Regions from separate parts of the Mus musculus genome. Here all the other regions are linked to region 1. Evidence: chromatin contacts called from ENCODE Hi-C or POLR2A ChIA-PET data. All regions are on one chromosome and are shown on one strand. Each heading gives the region's core, a stretch centred on a gene start or an enhancer-like site at or near the end of the contact. The rest is flanking DNA. Distances are from core to core; before and after follow the strand shown. Region 1 overlaps Brwd1 (bromodomain and WD repeat domain containing 1). Region 2 holds the start of Brwd1 (bromodomain and WD repeat domain containing 1). Region 3 holds the start of Psmg1 (proteasome (prosome, macropain) assembly chaperone 1).

Region 1 (4,444 bases), core at 409-2,908:
GCAGCTGTAAAAGGACAGGAAGACATCTTAATGTATGGTCATTAGACCTAACTGACAGTTCAGCATGGTGGTGATGGTGGCAGAGGTGAGTGCCTTTAATCCCAGCGCACCCAGGAGACACAGGCAGTCTCAAAAAGAAACCCTGTCTCAAAGAAAACAAAACAAAAAGAACTCAATAGTTCTATGTTGGCTTTAAATGCCCAACAAAAGACTTTAAGCAATAAATACTATACTTTGGAAAGCTATTGCTGTTTTTATAAATCACAAAAAACACTGAATTCTAATTTTATGATAATTTCCTCATTCCCAAGAAAGGAGAATCAAGTTACCTTTTGTGGGACCTGGAAAGTCTTCTTCTTTCTCCCTATTACATACAGGTTCCTCTCCTCCTCGCCTCTCTCTATGCGAATGTCTTCCAACCGCCTACAAAATTAAGGCTATGGTGACAGAGGTTCTTGGACTGAGGTACACAGTTAACAGTACATCACTGCAGCTTTAGAGGCTACTGGGCCCACAGCACCTCAAAACAGCACACAAAGCTATTGAAATGAGAAGACGCTTCAGCTGCCCGAGCCCCGCCACTGGCAGGCAGGAGCAAGCGCAGCGCCTCATCACGGTCAAGACTCACCTGGCTACCCCAAAACCACTAACTACAAGTTTAGATTTTATGTATGTATTTATCTTTCTTTTTTTTTTAAGGTTTATTTATTATTGTACATAAGTACACTGTAGCTGACTTCACACGCACTGGAAGAGGGCGTCAGATCTCATTATGGGGGTTGTGAGCTACCATGTGGTTGCTGGGATTTGAACTCAGGACTTTTGAAAGAGCAGTCAGTGTTCTTACTCACTGAGCCATTTTGCCAGCCCCTTATCTTTTTTTTATTAAAAACAAAACCTCAGTTTATGTGAAGACCTATTCATATTAACTACAAAATATTCATTAATTGGCATTATGTATCGACCCATTAGAACCAATACAACTAGACAGCCCATTTCATTGCTTCCAAGCGTCTCCAAGATTATACTTCCTTTCTGCAAATAAAATTAAAAGCAACATTTTTCTTATACAAAGAATTCAACCCCATGTTTTAGGCCTCTCATTTAAACAAAAATAGCAGTGCTACTCATTTCTCTGTCTCCTTATCAAGTCAATAACACTGTTCAGATGATTACAACAGGAATAATTTCAAACCTTGGAGCACGTTACCATAGGCTAAAAATGGCCTTTGTCTTCACTGTGTAAAAGACTCAGGGTCCCTTGGTTCTAATTTGAAAACTCCTAGAAACACCTGACTTGATATAAAATCTCAATGTATCTTAGCCATGCTACATAAGAATGTACAAAGAACAAAAACTGATTTCTAAGAAAATAAATAAATAAATAAATAAATAAAAAGACAAAAAAAGCAAAAAACAAAAACAAAAAACAAAAACCGGCTGGGCAGTGGTGGCACATGCCTTTTAATCCCATCACTTGGGAAGCAGAGGAAGGTAGATCTAAGCTAAAGAAAAAAGAATGAAGGTTTGTCCAGTTTTTTACAGACCTAGTTTACTACTGGATGTTAAGAGTAGGGGCTAGAGAGATGACTCAGCAGTTAAGACCTGATCCAGAGGTCATGAGGTCAAATCCCAGCAACCACTTGGTGGCGCACAACCATCTGTAATGGGATTCAATGCCCTCTTCTGGTGTTTCTTAAGACAGCGACAGTGTACTCACATACATAAATAAAATAAATAAATCGTAAAATAAAATAAAATATAAAATGACATCCTCCTAATAGTTATGGACCTGAACATGCCAGGCGGTGCCTCTGGAACAACTACTCTCCGCTTCCAAGCCTGGAGGTCACGCTCTGTAGCAATCTGACTCCGAGGAGCGTTCTGATGCATCTGACGAACACCTTCAACCTGCCCACTCCGACGGAGACCGATGTTTGGAGGAGACTGAATGTCTAAACTCAGTCTTCTAAAACCTAGAAGAAAAATATCAGGAAGTATTTTTAAAGTATTTCCAGTTATTATGTTCATTTAGCACACAGTAACAGTGCATTCCTCCTACTAGGACACACCTTTTTCCAAACCAGAAAAAGGACAGACATACTAAAAACAGCTATAAGAAGAAAGCTTTAACATAACTAAAACCACAATGTAGAATACTTATCATTAATTGGTAAACTGCCACTTGAACTTTTTCTATACATTCTGAAATTATAAAATACACAAATGTATTCCATTGCATCTTTATTTCAAAACAGTTTGTTTTTTGGGAAAACCTTTGCTAAGGATAGATGCCCCACTAAACTGGGGAAGCTATATAACAAGAACACTGTTACAGTCTAGGCTACTGAGCAGGCAACTAGCAAACCATCTGAACACCGGCTTCGTGGGATCTTTCTCTGTGGGCCTTACACACACACGCACGCACGCACGCACGCACGCACGCACGCACGCACACACGCTACACAAACATAACACAAATATGCACACACTCTCACACAGACATAAAAATTAGAATAATTCTAACAATAAAAATTTTCATAATTACCACAAAAGAGCAGAGATGGCTCAGGAGTTAAGAGCATTTCCTGTTAGTACAAAGGACCTGAGGTCAGGTCAGTTCCCAGCACCTCCATCAGGTGCTCTAACTCCATGAAGGCTACATAGCTCTAAGCACTCTCTTCCAGCCCCGCAAGTACTTGGACACAAACGGCAGACACTCAAACAGGCAAGCACACACACACACAACAGAAATAATCTGGGCTGAAGAGATGGTTCAGCGGTTAAGAGCACTTGCTGCTCTTGTAAAGGACCCAGGTCAGATCCCAGCTCACAACTAGCTGTGACTCTAGCCCTTTTTGGCCTAAATGGGTACTCACAGACATATGCATACATACATGTGCACATAGGTTCCTTCAGAACCATGTCTGCCTGCATGCCATTGTTTTCTGCCACGTCAATAATGAACTAAACCTCTGAAACGTAAGCTAGACTCAAATGTTTTTCTTTATAAGAGTTGTGGTGGTCATGGTATCTCTTTATGGAAATGAAACTCGTAGGACCCCATCAGGCTGTCACCGTGCAGCAGTACCGGAGTCTCCTGGGTCTCTGAGCACACGAGATAAACACTCATCAGTGTCAGTCGTGCTCATTAGAACTCAGCTTCATTTCCATTTTCAAATACCCAGCTTTGCTTCTCTAATTATTTACCAGGGTATAAGAGGATATTGGCCTCTTACCTATTAGGATAGTTTAATAAAACTAAGTATCATTTACCTGTGACATCGTGGCGCTTACCTTATGTTTTTTTTTTTAATCAACACTGACTTAGTAAGAAAGGAAAGTCTCTACTCAACTAGGCTGCACAAAAGACGTGAATGCCAAAGCAAGAGAAAGCTAAAGTAGTTTTCATTTAAAAATAATGTTGTCTGCTCTCATTTAATATACTCTGAAAACCTACCCCACAGCTAAGACCGTTGACAGACTTTCAGAGTACTTAACAAACTTCATATCCACTTATAACTCCTTTTTTTTTTTTTTTTTTTTCTTTGAGTAACAAAGCAATTTTCAGAATACTACTTAGCTGTTCTTGGGTTCTGAGGTGCATGCATCTGGCAATGAAGCCACATCTCTTTATTTTATTACTCTCGCACAGAATTTTATTTGTACTCACTCCCTCTTCGGGGTGTCCCTTCCCCACTGGGAAGTCCATTTGCAGTCCCATCCTGATCCACTCCCAGTCTCTGGTCTTGCTGCTGCTGCAGCTGCCTAATCATGCCATCCAAGACGCTGGACTCTGGGCTTGCATCTCCACTGTCGTTGGTATGCAGGCTTATAATCTGTTCAATCACCTCCCCATCACCTGCAAAGTCACACACTCATCTGTCATCGTGATACATAGGAAGAACAGGCTGGACATGAAGCTCAGGGGTGGTACCCTGAGCAAAGGAAAACAGAAGCAAAGCACTGTGGTAAGGTAGTTCCCAAGAACTAACCTGTTAGGAAGACCCTACACAACAGGGGAGTAACTGAAGTCAGCAAAAAAGACTAAGTACTAAGTCACAAAAAAACTTCAAGTTCCCTGTGGAGTTCCTCTAAGTCTACTGTACTCTATGACCCTTCATCTGCGCACACTGCTGCAGAGCTCCAATTTCAAAGCCAGCCTATTCTACACAGGGAGTTACAGGAAAACCAGAAATACATGGCAAAATCCAAAAGACAGACAGACACAGATGGACACAGAAAAAAGGAATTTGCACTTACTTGTGGCCACATAGCCTAGCTGTGGAACCAAATGTTCATCTGCTGAGTTTTCTCGACCTGGTACTAATCTCTGGAACTTGGTTGGATGAGGGTTTCCGTCCACATCCACCAAGAATGGTGGAGGCATAAGATGAGGTGCCTGCTGTGTCTGCTCATCCAAGACATAGTTATTGGAATCTCT
Region 2 (4,760 bases), core at 114-2,613, 38 kb after region 1:
TCCTCGGAAATGTTAAGACAGGCACACACAACTGCTTCTGAGAGCTTAGTCCGAGCTCTCAGAAGCAGGAAATGAATTCAAGGCCAGCCTGGCCTACCCGAGTTCAAGGCAAGACAGTGGTACGTAATGACACCCTGTCTCAAAAAATAAATACACCGACTGACGGATGTCAACTTAAAGCCTGAACCGCTACATACAGCAAGATCAAGTGTGAGCCAACTTTCTAAAGGCAGTCAACACACAGTGCACGGGTCGGGGAAGCAGGGGTGCCGCACTGACATATTCACCACGGAGAACTCTGTGCGATCCTACAGAGGAAGGGAGTACAGTACAGGAAGGGGCCATTTCTCCACCTTGGGAGACTAAGGACTCTCTCTCTATTCCTGGGGAACAAGAGGTCTGAAAGTCTGGGCGGGGCAGAGAAAGGAGAGACCAATGAGAGCTCGAGTTACAAATCGGGAAGGGAGAGAGATGAGAGCGCCCCTCTCAGTGGCTGGCGGCCGCACCTGGAGCCCCAGCCCGGCCGCGAGCCAGGGGCGCCCCCGCCTGCGCCCGGCACCGCCCCCAAAACCATTTTCTGCCAAATCCCGCCCCCCACCCCGCCACCGCGAGCCCTCGGGGGTCGGGCCCGTCGCCCCGGGACGCCGGACCACCAGAGACCACCCCCGGGCGCGGCCCCGCGGCGCCCGCAGGGGAGCAGAGACCCGGCTGGGGGGCGCGGGCGCGCGGAGGACGCGGGAGCTGCTCACCAATTCCTCGTAGCTCCTGTTGTGCTCGTTGCCCTCCCAGTCCAACCTCTTCGGCAACAGCTGGAATGAGACACGAAAGGCGTCCGGGTGACCACCGCGGCCGGGAGGCCGGGCGGGACCGGGACGCGGGGGCGGGGACGGGGACGCGGGGGCGGCGGACCGACCTGGTACTGCTCCAGCTCCTGCACCAGCACCTGCGGCAGAGAAGACGCGCGGTCAGACCCCGTCAGCTGCCCCGCTCACCCCCGGTTCGTTCGCCCCCGGTTCGCTCGCTCGCCCGCCCGCCCGCTCGCCCAGCCGGCACTCACCTGCGCCGCTCGGCGACACGGGCCAGCTGAGAGGTAGCGGGCGATGAGAAAGTACAGCTCTGCGGGGAGAAGACAGGGACGGTCAGCGGCGGCTGCGCGACACCGGGCAGGGGACGCGCGGCCGTGTCTTACCCGACTCGATGAGAGGCACCGGACGTCGGGCCGGCGAAGGCTCCGCCATGGCGGGGCGCCGGGCGGGAGCGAGCGGACCAGCGAACAAGTGGAGCGCGTAGGCCGCGCCGAGGCCTGACCGGGCCGGCGTACCCCCAGCTCCTCAGGCGCGCGCCGCCGCCGCCATGCCGTGCGCGCCGCGCACCGACGCGTCCGCGGCAGGAAGTCGCGCGGGACCGAGGGGCGGGGAGCGAAGTAGTCCCCCCGCGGGGAGCCGGCGGCGTGGCACGACGCGGATGTGGCTCCTTGGCTGGGAGGCGGGCCTCGCCTCGGCGTCCTGTGCGTCGGGGGCGTGAAGCGCAAAAGGGGGCGGCGAGCCAGCCGGGGCTGCGTCCGCGGGGCGGGGGGTGGGGGGGCTGGGGCGCGCGTGGCCGGATTCCTGCGCGCGGTGAGGCGGCCGCCGGCCTTTGTGCGGCGGCGGAGGCGGTACGGCGAGCTGGAGTGGAGGGGGCGGGGCGGGGCAGGGCAGGGCGGAGCCTGGGAGGACGGTCACCTGGGCTGGGCCTGAAGACCCTGAGGCTGGGGAGGAGCTCTGCAGGAGGGTGGCTGAACCCAGAGCGGAGGCTGCGACACCACCTTACCCGCTGCCCTCCCGACCTCCCGCCGCCCCGCGTCCCGCGCCCCGCGATGGGTTAAAGATGCCCGGTACGGGTGACGGAATCTGGGAGTCCGCGATGACTTGACGGGAACTCAGAGGGCCCGTGGGAAACGGGCTGCGGCCACAAGTGTCAGTCGTTTTGTTGGAGGGGTGGAAGAGTTACAGAAAAATCCCCCTAATTACCGCTCTAGGCTCCTGACCCAACCGGATCTGTTTCACCACGTCCAGTGTGCGCTGACAAGCTCTGACGTAGAGTGCAGAACAGAACTAAACATGGCCATTGTTAGATTTATCGGGCAGCAGAGAGTCAGAAAAAGAGGCCTGACCTCAAACGACCTCGGCTCTTTATTCCCAAACACCAAAAGACAGTCGTCTTCCAACGGGAAAGCGAGCTCCTGTCGCGGGCTAGGGTGCGGCAAGGGAATTGTTTGTGTCTATAAAGAGTCTAGGGTGGTTCGGCTGTTTCTTTTCCTTAGGCTTAGGACATAGTGCTAGGGTGGCTCCGCATTCTTTTCTTAACCCCTGCGCCCCTGCGAAGGGCTGACCGAGCAAGGTCATTTGTAGGAGTCCTGTCTTGTGACCAAGGCGTTGTACCAGCTAGTCATTCTAGTGCCTGCGTGCGGAGGCAGAACGAGGTGTCCCAGTCGTGCCCGGGCAGTGAACCTTAGACTGGCTCCAACTATCAGGTGTATGATCCTAGGCAAATCACTTAACCTCTGTCTCAATTGGCCTTATCTGTAAATTGTAGCCAACAGTGCGGCTCCTTCCAGAGCTCAAGGATTTTATGAACTAATACGCATTTCCAGCCTCTGAGTTGACTTTCATTAATTACATGGAAAGTACATATGAATATGTAGATGGCCCACCTATTCAGAGTAATCCTAACTCAGCAAACACCAAGTGGTAAGATAAAATGGAACAGTAAACTCCACCGTTCCCATGGAAACAGTTTGGCGTCCTTTAAGGGAAAGGTGAACTATAGTGATAAGATTTAGGGCACTGGGATAAAAACCAACTTGCCTGAGGGAAAGGTATGGAACTTTCACTCCTCTGGGGATGTCATGCAACTGAAGGAGAAAGCCAAAGAACTCTGTCATTTACTCGGGGGCTTGCCTGAGTTTGATCCAGAGCAGCACAGAAACAAAGCACCCACTAATCCCAGCACAGGCAGAGGCCAGAGGTTCAGAAGTTCACGGACATGATTATCCACACGGCTTGAGGAGAGCCCCAAGGTACATGAGACCCTTTAAAACAGGTTTAGTTCAAGTATTCGGGGTGACTGATGGACACAACCAGAGAGTCTCCAGCTGAAAATGGGAAAACTGGAACGTTCCAGTCAAGGAGAGGTTGCAAGTTGAGACCAAGATACAGAAAAATATTACTTAGTAAACCTGAGAGAGTAAATCAAAGAGGACCCACTGGAACTGTAGCCATAAGGATAAAGAGATGGACTTGGTGTAGCACCAAGGGAACCTACTGGCAGTAGGCTCACAAGCCATAGTCAAAGTAATAAAGATAGGGCCTGGAGAGATGGCCCAGCGGCTAAGAGCACTGACTGTTCTTCCAGAGGACCTGAGTTCAAGTCCCAGCAACCACACAATGGCTCACAACCCTCTATCGCTCCCTCTGCTGACCTGCAGGTGATACACATATGCACAAACTGGCAAAGCAGACATTCACATAGACTGAAAAGTTAAATCGTTAAGATCCATAACTAGAACAGTTTATTTGACATTCTGATGTGAATATTCCCTTGTGCCATACCGGGTCCTCTGGAAGGTGAAGTGTTATTGACCACTAAAACATCCCCCCAGTTCCTTTAAATGTTTATATAGACCAAGGACGTGTGTATTACATTTCCTAACACTATCATAAAGTAAAGTGTAGTTTTACAAGAATCTTTATCCCAAATGCTAGTCATTGTCTGGAATTAAAGTTCTAATCCTGGGCAGGTAGCATGGTAGCCCTTACAGGAGATCAGAGATGAGGACATGAGACATGTGACTCAGTGGCACAGCACCTAGTGGCACAAGACCTTGGAGTGCCAGCATTGGCTGAGAAAGGAAAGAAGGAAAAAACAGCCCTGGCAGGAGTACAGCTTACACAGCAGCATAAAGACAGCTTTCAGGAGTTGGTTTCCACCACCACCCCCCTTACTCCTGGGTCCTAGAAATTGAACCCAGACCATCAGGCTAAGTGGCAGCAAAGCAACTTCCTTTCTTTTTTTTTTGGGGGGGGGGGGTTGTTTGGTTGGGCGTTTTATGTTTTTTGTTTGGTTTTTTCGAGACAGGGTTTCTCTGTATAGCCCTGGCTGTCCTGGAACTCACTTTGTAGTTCAAGCTGGCCTGGACTCAGAAATCTGCCTGCCTCTGTCTCCCAAGTGCTGGGATTAAAGGCGTGCATCACCACGCCTGGCTTGCAACTTCATCTTCTGAGCCCCCACTCACAAACAACATGCACACAGTTTTCTAGCAAGGTGGACTGTCATCCCACTGAACTCAGTTCAGAGGCCCTGAGGATGCAGAACATACCCACCAGGAAGCAGCAGCAAAGGGGATGCACTACCATGCACTACCCCAGTAGTGGCTGCCTGCCAGACAGAACTCTCCAAGCAAGACTAGAATTGTGTGTGTTGGTAACACAAGTGAGTACAAGCCATACTGGAATTACCCCAAAGTGATTGCACAAAGAACTGAATTGAACAAAAAAATAGCAAGATTAGAAAAGTCTCACCAGCAAGCAACATGGAGAGACTGCTGTCACCATCTCCACCCTGTCATATGTCTCAGAGCCCATTCCTTTCCTAAATGAATACACAGAGCCCCAACAGCTGCATCATTGGCAGTTATGCCCCAACCTCACAGAGCACACAAAGAAGGTGAGACAGCTGGGGAACTACCCCAGCCCAGCCAGGGCAAGCAGTCAGCCAAATCA
Region 3 (4,511 bases), core at 727-3,226, 53 kb before region 1:
ACTCACATTACTCTACTTTGAACCTACCAGGTCAATAAGTGCATTCAAAGACCTTAGAACTGAAGTGTTCCAGATGTAAGCAATTACTGCTAGACCTGTGGACACCATAACAAACTGGAAAACAGGGCCTTGAACTGTAATTCTGAAGCTAAGCATATTTCCTTTAAATCTCATTACAAAGATGGAAAGAACAGGCAATCTATCCTACATGAAGTAAAACGACTGTGGCTTTTGAAGACAGGCTTCACGGAGCCCATCTTGGCCTTGGAACTTCTTCATGCTCTCTTCTGCCACTTCCCACCTGCTGAGTGCTCGGATTTCATTGTGCCCAGTTCACATGGTACTGGGATTCAAACCCAAGGTCTTGTGATTGACAGGCAAGCACTCTATCACCTGAGCCACATGCCCAGGACCTGTTGTGAACTTTTTAAAATACGTAAGATACATGCAGAAGGACCTTCGAGTCCATTCTTCCAACGGGACATATACTCCTGACACTGGCACTTACCTGTTGCGTTGCTTCCTACTGCAATTATAAACTTGGAGCAAGGGTGTGTCTCTAGGAGCACAGCCTCCAGAGATGTTTCTGTCTGTCTTCGGAGAAGCCGAACCTCCCTAACAGCAAGAGACAAAAGTGAACAAATATGACTGTGACCACCAGTTCACTGTAAGAGATGGTGATGGGCAGAATGACAGTCAGATTAAGAGATTAAGTGATAGGTGCTATATAGAGCTGGATGTATAAATAGATGGAAGACAGATGAGATCGATGGTAGACATGTTACTTATAGATATTTATATGGGTAGTAGAAAGGTGCTATATTTACATATACATGGATGGATAAATAGGTAGGTGATAGAAGACAGAGATGAGTGGATAGTTGGATGGATAGATGGTGTTAGATAAAATAATCAGTGTCCTTGGTGCCCTTGCAAATGGATAAAACACTTTCTTTTTATGAGTAAAACTACTAACAAACTTCATACTAGCCTGACACACACAATGCCAGCACCCACAAGCCAGACACAATGTAAAAAGACACTAAAAGCATCTCCAACACTCCAGCCCGCAAAATGCTGAATGTGACCAAGACTTCAAACAAACGTTCAAGCATTTAGCTGTGGCAAAAGTAAGCTAAGACTGACCATCAGACAAATCAGGGCTCTCGGGAAGAGTGTGAGAAGTGAGAGGGAGCTGTCAAATGAAACGAACTGCCAAAAGTGTCTGTCGTTGACACAATCACCGGGAAGTGTATTTTAAAAATCTAGGTGAATTTGACTGTGGACTGGTATGATACTGAAAACGTGTTATTAGCAAACGTGGGGTAGGGAAGGTGCTAAGTTGCCAACACAAACATGACGACCCAAGTTCTGATCCGAGAACCCGCCTAAAAGCTCAGAATGGAGGTACTGAAAAAATAGGAGAATCAACAAAGTTTAATTATGTGCATATTTTATGTGTGGGTTTGCTCTAGAGTACAAATAATTGAGACAGCATGCTTAGGAAGACGTGTGGGGAGTCCTAATCGGAAACTCGTAGGGGTGGTGGGAGAGGAAATGAATGTGGTAAAACCTTGACCAAGGAAGGGGCTGGCGTGACCTGACTTCTGTGTCTGAAAGTAGTTTTGAAAGAAATACGGCCGACATGCGGCGTGACCTAAAGTGCACGGTGGAGGGCGAGCATCGCTGGGCTGCCGACGTCCCAGCGTGAACGCAGGGCACCCTGCAGGCCGACACCGCCTGACGCTCGCAGCCTTCCGGGAGCCTGACCTCTTCCGCGCCAGCTGCCGCCGGACCTCCCGGTCCTCCGGCGTGTCCCGCCTGCTCTGCTCCTCCTCCTCTTCTTCCTCCTCAGTCCCAGCTCTGCACGGCGCCTTCACCACCTCGCCAAAGAACGTGGCAGCCATGGTCCCTCAGCTCCGCGCGGCCAGACAGCGCATGCGCGCCGGCCCGCAGTCACGCCCCCTCCAAGCCACGCCCCCACCCCGCCTCCGAGCGAGGATACGCCTTCCGTGGGGGGAGGGGGGAGAACCTAAGAGCTTCCGGTCCGCCGCGAGAAATGTCCCGCGGCGCGCTTCCGTCATCCTGTTAACCGGGGCACGCAGCGCCCGCTCCACACCCGGCGACCCTCCTGCAAGGACCCACCCGTGGAGGAAACCCAGAGCTGCGGGTGAAGCACAGACAGCTCCAGGGTTGATGACTGCAAGCGGATTCAGAGAACATGAGTGAGGCTGCAAGGCTAGGCTTTTTAAAACCTGGCCATATGTAACTCATAGACCGTGTTTTCTACTTTAATGACAGGAAGAATGTGTGTTTCTGGTTTGTGTGCTGGAAGACAAAGAGCTCCACCGAATGCTGCTCCCACGAGAAAAAGGGTAACTGGCACCTCAGTGGGAAATAAAAACACATTCTAGATTTGCTTGTGAGGAAATGGAGACTGCATTGCCCAGGGTAAAATGTTTGGGGATCAGAGGGTCCTTTAAAAATCAAAACTCTTGGAAAGTTGTTTAAAAATCTCTCACAATGTAGAAAAACGATGCTTCAAGTCTACTGGGAGGAAAAAGCATATCAATCTTAACATACATACTCACTGGTTAATAAAAAGCAGATGAATGCCGGGCAGTGGTGACACACACCTTTAATCCCAGCACCCGGGAGGCAGAGGCAGATGGATTTCTGAGTTCAAGGCCATCATGGTCTACAGAGGGAGCTCCAGGACATCCTTTGGCTACACAGAGAAACCCTGTCTAGAAAAACCAAAGAAATAAATAAAAAGCAGATGTATACCAACTAGAACACTTTGTGTGTAACTATAGCACACACACAAGATTCTCAGTGTGGTGTCTTTAAGACTCAGATTCCAGGGTTAGTAGAAGCGAGCTGAAGAGCAGATGTCCCTGGCTGTCTCTTTGCTGGTTTCTTAAGCGGATACTTTGCTGATAAAGATACTCGATTTGATTTCTCACTCACACATGAAAAAAGCACCAACAGAAATCTGAAGCGTGTTGGTAAATCATAGGGAAGTGGTGGCTTGTCGGCACACATTTGCAGGAGGGATTTTACTACAGTGTTACTCCATTCAGTCACAATAAAGAGACCAAACACTTTAAAGGGTAAATAAAAATATGTTCCAATTAAAGGCCAGAAAGGGATTCCATTATAAAAGGCTGGACAGGATCAGACAGCAAGATGTAACTTCAGATCTTCAATTCACACTGCCAAAATTCACAGGTCTTCATTAGACTGATATATTTTCATTTCATGGCATTTCTTGAGGATATAATTGCTCAATAAGTAATTCTATGACATTTGGGATTGGACATTTAAATTTTTCATTAAAGCTCAAAATAAATAAATAAATAAACCAAACCCATGCACCAAAGAGGAGGAAGGGAACTCTTCCTGTGCTTGTAGCAAGATGCTGAAGATTTCAGAGTGAGTTACAAAAAGACACACACTATGTTAGAATTCTGAGTTGTGTTTTTGTTTTAAGCAGGCATGCAACCACAAACAAGTTTCTCAAGTAATCTGGACACTTTGGCCATACATATAACTGAAAAAAATGTGCATTACTGTTAATGAAAAATACACACCCCTAGGTTCCATTGTTTTTTTGATTTATACATGCAAGTTATGCCTAATAGTCACAGCTATTTTTAATTGGAAAAACAAACTGTTGAAGACAAGTTTCTCCAGTAACATGATAAAAAGACTTGACAGTACATTCACAGGTCACATCTGGTGACCTTAATGTCAACAAATAGCCATGAACAACGAACTAAAGTCCACATCCTCTGTAGGCAAAACATTTGTAGCACAACGACCAGAGGCCAGACTCCCCGACACTTGGCTTGTTAGTGAGCCTGAAATGAACCTGCAGTGTCACATTCTAACTTCTAAGGAACAGCAGAGAAACGTAAGAAATAGGATCCAACTGCATCACCTTAAGCGATGAGTGCATCTTGTTCTAATTTCTGACCACAAGTCTGGCCTTTACATCTTTGCTGCTACATAGAAGAAATAAAGTGTAATAGTCACATTGAGAACTTTCTTAGAAAGATACATTCCCTGAATTACTCATACCAGGTAGCTATCATTCAGTATGAATTCCAATGTTATAAATAAGACATTAATGACAGTCTTTCCCACACTCCTCTTCAGAAGTCAGTAACACCCCAGGATTTACTCTCTCAGTTCCCAGGGATGTGCACTACATAAATCAGACCCAGTTAAAATTCAGCAGTCACATGGGCTTACTGCTCCCTCCTTTGGAAATGGCCTAGTTTTCAGTCTGTGAGGGCAAACCATTGAAATTAGCATTGTTTCCCCATATATCCCACATGCTTTTATTTCTCTAGAGGACCAAGCTGCGTCAAGCCTTTGCTTTACATTCAGTGGGTCCTTCTGCTTTCTCACCTGACAACACAATCCACATCTCCTACCTCCTTGGAACACCCTATGCTGTGCTGTGTAGAGCTAACTGGAAGCCATCATCCCACTTTGACCCAGAG

Evidence for each region. Hi-C counts contacts between places; a loop is a spot of excess contacts on that map. ChIA-PET counts read pairs that join two places held with the same protein, here RNA polymerase II (POLR2A).
Region 2: POLR2A ChIA-PET joins it to region 1 with 30 read pairs in embryonic stem cell. The contact joins the promoter of Brwd1 here to the enhancer-like site in region 1. POLR2A ChIA-PET finds 5 or more read pairs at or near these places in 4 of 5 experiments (Patski and embryonic stem cell).
Region 3: a map of adrenal gland shows a loop between it and region 1 (1.9-fold over the local background). The contact joins the promoter of Psmg1 here to the enhancer-like site in region 1. A Hi-C loop is called at or near these places in 2 of 37 maps with a recorded cell type or tissue (T-helper 17 cell and adrenal gland). POLR2A ChIA-PET finds 5 or more read pairs at or near these places in 2 of 5 experiments (both embryonic stem cell).

The regions. Positions count from the first base shown.
Region 1 is chr16:96,042,672-96,047,115 of GRCm38, forward strand. It overlaps Brwd1 (bromodomain and WD repeat domain containing 1), which reads right to left. Exons shown (of 42, transcript NM_145125.3): 17 at 4,264-4,444; 18 at 3,674-3,862; 19 at 1,793-1,976; 20 at 330-423. Among named protein-coding and RNA genes, the nearest start is that of Brwd1, 38 kb to the right of the region's middle. Within about 2 kb of position 1,659, at least 1 of the 3 ENCODE cell types and tissues checked has a DNase peak (open chromatin) inside an H3K27ac peak, as active enhancers do.
Region 2 is chr16:96,081,065-96,085,824 of GRCm38, forward strand. It overlaps Brwd1 (bromodomain and WD repeat domain containing 1), which reads right to left and starts at 1,364. Exons shown (of 42, transcript NM_145125.3): 1 at 1,190-1,364; 2 at 1,058-1,116; 3 at 914-943; 4 at 750-809. The coding sequence starts at 1,238.
Region 3 is chr16:95,988,984-95,993,494 of GRCm38, forward strand. Psmg1 (proteasome (prosome, macropain) assembly chaperone 1) reads right to left here and starts at 1,977. Exons shown (of 7, transcript NM_019537.3): 1 at 1,771-1,977; 2 at 509-615. The coding sequence starts at 1,907. Brwd1 (bromodomain and WD repeat domain containing 1) reads right to left here. Exons shown (of 42, transcript NM_145125.3): 42 at 3,109-4,511.